Linked DNA regions of Homo sapiens: region 1 is linked to region 2. A link is an interaction called in ENCODE POLR2A ChIA-PET data of the cell type or tissue named here. Cell type or tissue: MCF 10A. All regions are shown on one strand.

What was found. ChIA-PET counts read pairs that join two places held together with the same protein. Peaks named below come from ENCODE experiments on the same cell type or tissue, not always from the same donor. Only the 100,000 strongest peaks of a DNase experiment are listed, where the experiment ranks them.
Region 1: POLR2A ChIA-PET joins it to region 2 with 5 read pairs; 6 of 35 experiments call an interaction of 5 or more read pairs at or near these places.

Annotation. Positions count from the first base shown.
Region 1 is chr2:233,277,639-233,280,138 of GRCh38, reverse strand. It overlaps ATG16L1 (autophagy related 16 like 1), which reads right to left. Exons shown (of 18, transcript NM_030803.7): 10 at 2,466-2,500. Among named protein-coding and RNA genes, the nearest start is that of ATG16L1, 27 kb to the right of the region's middle. In MCF 10A, no CTCF peak of the experiment used is centred here; no DNase peak of the experiment used is centred here.
Region 2 is chr2:233,386,303-233,388,802 of GRCh38, reverse strand. It overlaps DGKD (diacylglycerol kinase delta), which reads right to left. Exons shown (of 30, transcript NM_152879.3): 2 at 436-546. Among named protein-coding and RNA genes, the nearest start is that of DGKD, 33 kb to the right of the region's middle. In MCF 10A, no CTCF peak of the experiment used is centred here; DNase peaks (open chromatin) are centred at 972 and 2,062.

The sequences.
Region 1 (2,500 bases), 110 kb after region 2:
GCTGTCATGTACATTCAGGCCACAGACTGTTAACCTGGTTGATGAACCTCTCCTCTGAACTCACTTGCAAAATACAGCATATTTAATGGCTTTTTCTGGATCCTAGCTTTCTTAAGATTTTCAAAAGGGTTGAAAAAGGCTAATATTCGCTAAGATTTTCCTTTAGATGAAATCTTCACAGATAAAAATATTACTGCAAATTCTAAGAAATATCTCTTTGGCTTATGCTTAAAATACTGGTCTATTTGCTTGGCACTTAACACAGTGCCGAAATGTAGGAAGTGACCAAAAAATTAATGCTATTCAATATGAGAGATTGATCTCAAAAGAACAAAGACCGTATTAAAACTCTTAATTATCTACAAGATACGGGGTTGGGGGCGGGGGGTGCTATGTCAACAGCATTTGTATAATTCCCAGTGGAACTTCTGCTTTGGAGAAAATGAGCAAAAACAGATGTTCCCACTGGGTAGAAAGTGTGATTCTTCTGATAATCTAAAAGGATGAAAAAACAGGACCCCCAAACTATTTCAGAAAAGGTCTCTTGAACTTGGCCTCTTCCAAGATTCAGTAAATAAATATTTGCCAAGACGAAAAATCTTGTAGACTGAAACAGCTGTTTGTAGAAGAAAGGCCCTACACAAAACTGTAAGAAATGCCGCCACACATTCTGCTATTTCTGTAGATTAGGTAGAAACTTGATTTTATTAACACAAATTATGTGCTGGCACAGATTATGTCAGTATTAACTTCAACTGATGTTCGTTTCTTTTCAGCCGCAAAAAGGTTACTAGAATTAAAGGTTGGTACCTCTAATTTTCTTATAGGTGTTTTTACTGACCAAGGAGTAAAACGAAAATATTTCTAGTGTTATTTTTATTTAAATCTCAATGGCATACTCAAAACAGACTGTTTACTTTGATTTTGCAAATCAAATTCCCTAAAATTTCCTTTTTTAAAAGACACAGGGTCTTGCTCTGCTGCCCATGCTGGAGTGCAGTGATGCGATCAGAGCTCACAGCAGCCTCTCACTCCTGGGCTCAATTGATCTTCCCACTTCAGCTTCCCAGGAAGCTGGGACTGCAAGTGCATGCCAACACACCCAGCTACTTTTTAATATTTTTTTTGTAGAGGCAGGGTCTCATTTTGTTGCCCAGGCTGGTCTTGAACTCCTGGCCTCAAGCAATCCTCTTGCCCCAGCCTCACAAAGTGAAAATTTCTTATGATTTGTTTTTATTATTGTTTTCTAATTGCTTCAGCCATTATCATTCATAAGCTAAATGTTTCTGGGCAAAATAGTAAATTTTAGTATGCTTCAATGGGCTCTAACTGCTGAGTCCCTTTCCTGAAAATCAAAGGCCGGGGCAGATAGGAGGGGTGCTTTACTAATAACCTATTCTAATAAGTTGCTCCTGCTCTGATAAACCTTAAAAGCAGTACCCCTAAGATTTTTCAGTTGCTAGAGAAGGCTACAGTAAGAGCATGGAATTTCAGGTCTTCTGGCCTGCATTAGTCCTAGTTCCACCACTCCCTCACCACAGAAATCATTCACTAGCCATGTAAATCACGTAGTATCTGAGTTTTATTCCCTTTATCTGTGAAATGGCGCAATCTCTACCATTCTAACCACACAGGGCTGTTGTGATGATCAGGGGAATTAACAGACAAAATCACTTTGGAGCTATTTATTGCTCGACAGGGATAATGTGTGTGTCGCAGCTACAGACACTTGGCAAAGTGGTTCCCGTTAAAAACCTTAAGCCTTATTCTTCGGCCTTACTTTAGTAAAAATACACGCATATTTAACTGAATCTCGAAAACGTCAAAACTGGGAAATGCCCGGCTTCAGACTTCTAAGAGATGGTTTCATTAACTTCCATTTTCTGTTTTAATGCCATCCATCTCTGAGCATCCTAAAAGTCCAAAGAGACTGAGTCTTGATCTAAGGGCCCTCGTCTGATACACTGTTAAATACATCTTTTCTAGGTAGTACGCCTCTGTTTCCTCAAGCTTAGACATGACTCCAGTCATTTTTTCCCTAGGCTATTGCAATTGTCATTAAATGCATCAACCACAGCTTAATGTATAGTTTAATTGTAGAATCCATGATCATAAGACTTATTTTCCTCATAAAAACGGTACTATTTTGCAAGATGCTCTGATTGGTATATACTTGAGAAAAACTACAGAAACCTTACTAACATAAACATATCCATAACTTAACAGTATTTTCTGATCACTACTTAGAAAATGAGAGCAAACATCCACTCGGAAGTAAAGAATAACTGAGATGTATGATGCTTTGGTCAAACGATCCCTTACATAAAATGTATGTTTTGAGAAAATGAACAATTCACAGTGCCTGAAAGCAAGGTCAACCAGATGCCAGCAACACAGCTTCTTTCTGCAGTGCAAGGGTGCATCATCTCAAGTTTTCAGTCTGAGAACATGCAGCAGGCTCTCACCTCCAAATACTTCCCAAAGCTTAACCCTGCGGTCC
Region 2 (2,500 bases):
CTGCACTCCAGCCTGGACGACAAAGCAAGACTCCCTCTCAAAAAAAAAAAAAAAAAAAAAAAGAACTTCAATATACTTAAAGAATAAAAATTATTTAATAATAAGAAGATGAAATTCATAGCCCCGTGATTCCCTCCGCCTTTCTGAGAGAGAGATATCCAGCTGTAACGCGGCTGTCTCTGTGACCCTTTTTTCCTTTTCCCCATTACCGATGACATTAAAGAAAAGGAAAATGAACAGAAATTAATTTTGATAAGAAATAAAACATGCCTTGAGACAAGTAAAACCTGACAGCGTGGAGTGTTACAAAACTCACTGGCAATAACAGATCTGAGAATTGAAGCTTTTCCCACACAAGGACTCAGCACCCCCAGTTCCTCCCCTGGGACGGCTCCTGTGATGTCCTCGCGTGTGCTTTCCTGCATGGGGCCTCACCTTTGCCGTTTTGGCATAGTAAAGCGTTCGCCCTCGAAGCTTAAAGTATCTCCTTTTTGATCGCTGGAATGAATTGTTCTGTTTGGTCAGCATCCCCTCTTTGATGATGGTCTGAAAGTACAGAAACATATTCATAAACTTGCGTTTTCAAGGTGCCCTTTCACTCTTCCGGCTGAAACGCAGCCTGTTGCGGCTGAAACATATTCGTGTCTCTAACAGAAAATATTTCTCACACTCTCAACAGACCTTGACCTATGCACAGGCCCAGCACGCTGCCGGGGGCATGGGGGGTTGCACCAATCCTGTCCTCTAAGGGGCAATGTGTGCCTGTGTGGGTGGGGGTGTCAAGAGGCCCAGGGTGTGCCCTGGACGCACTGGCAGACATGAAGAAGGGACACTGAGGCTCACAGGGCCACAGTACACAGCAGCTGGGAGGACACTGGGACGCGGGGCCAGTGCATTCTCCAACTTCAGCATTTGGTATTTTTCAGCTATTCTTGGCCCTGTCTCTGTGTTCTCTGGCCCCCTGCCATTTCTCAGGATGCTGCTGCCAAAGCTGTCTACGTCAGCGGCTCTGGGGCTCAGAAGCTCCAGGCCCGCGCCCTCAGCCCAACCCACCACTCACAGGCCTGGCGTGTGCATCTGCACACACCATGAGAGGAAAGTGCCTCGGCCACAGACACTAAAACTCCTCTCAACCCGAAAAGCTGATGAGTTCACCCCAACACAAGACGTTCTCTTACGAGAATCCAGAAATGGATTATACGGTCCACTCATCTTGGCTCAATTAAAGCCAAGAATGAAGGGGGCTCTACTTCTCCCGGAGCTGCTCTCCCGCCTTACGCAGCCCATGCCACCAAAACATCAAATGCGTAACTAACTACTTGGTCATGAGATGTTTTGACGTACTCGGAGCCATTAACACAATCAAAAAGAATAAACGACAAGCATGAAGACAAGAACCTGGCTCTCGGCGTTCGCACACTATGTTACATCCCACCTCACGGAAATGCCCAGTCCACAAGGAGCCTCAGCATGGAAATGGAGGGAGGCTTCCTAAAAATTCTGTTCAAAGACAAGCACATTGGTTCAGAGAAGCTTTTGCTTAACTACCTAATCTCATATAGCTCTGCACTTTACGTAAATGTTTCAAACAGTGCATGTACAAAGTTCTTAAGTATCCACAAACACTTAAAACTCCCTAAGATAAAACCAGCAAAAGCAAGACACAGGAGGCTCATGTCCCCCACCTATGCCAGAATGCAAGCGCAGAACACTGCGCTGCCTGTTCCATCCACCGGCATTCACAACAGGAGAGACAGTGGAACAGGGAAGGCTGCAGAAAGCCCCCAGCCCGACACGCCATCAACATGTGGACGGACACCAGGACCACACCCGGACAGCACAGGCCAATGCAAACTGCCTAGGGGTCTCTTCTCCTTATCCCGCAACCAGCCATCCTCACTGTGCCCTTCCTGGGTTGGGGGGAACTGGCTGCACTCACGACCACTTCCAAGAGCTTCTTGCTCACCAGCATGTGCCAATCATGGTGAACTCTGCTTTTGGCACTGACCCAGTGGCACAACAGCAGCCCTTTCCAACTCTAGAGGATCAGCGCAGGGCAGAGCTGCTGAAGAATCTACTGACTCATTCTTGGCTTATACATTCACCTCACACTTCTGAAGAAGGCACCCACCCTCTCCCCAGTAATTAAAGAGTGCCAGGAAGGAAAAAGAGAGGAGCCCAACATTATCCAACGATCAAGCATTCTGATGACGCTTGTTTGCCAGAAGTGACCTCCCCACCCCCACCCCCTCCCCTAGAGACAGCGGGGATCCCCAGCATACAGTTAGCATCTGAGGTCCCGTCCAAAACAGACCAAGGGTGATCCAAGGCAGACAGAAAGTCCCACCCCGATTCTGGTAGCGAGGATATAAACCAGTCTTCAGTGTGAAGGACTGGGAAATGGTATTTGTTTCCAAACATCCTTTTCACATCCAAGTACACATGGATGAAACTCATTTCAAATACATCTGCACAGAACAATGCCATCCATGGAAGCCTG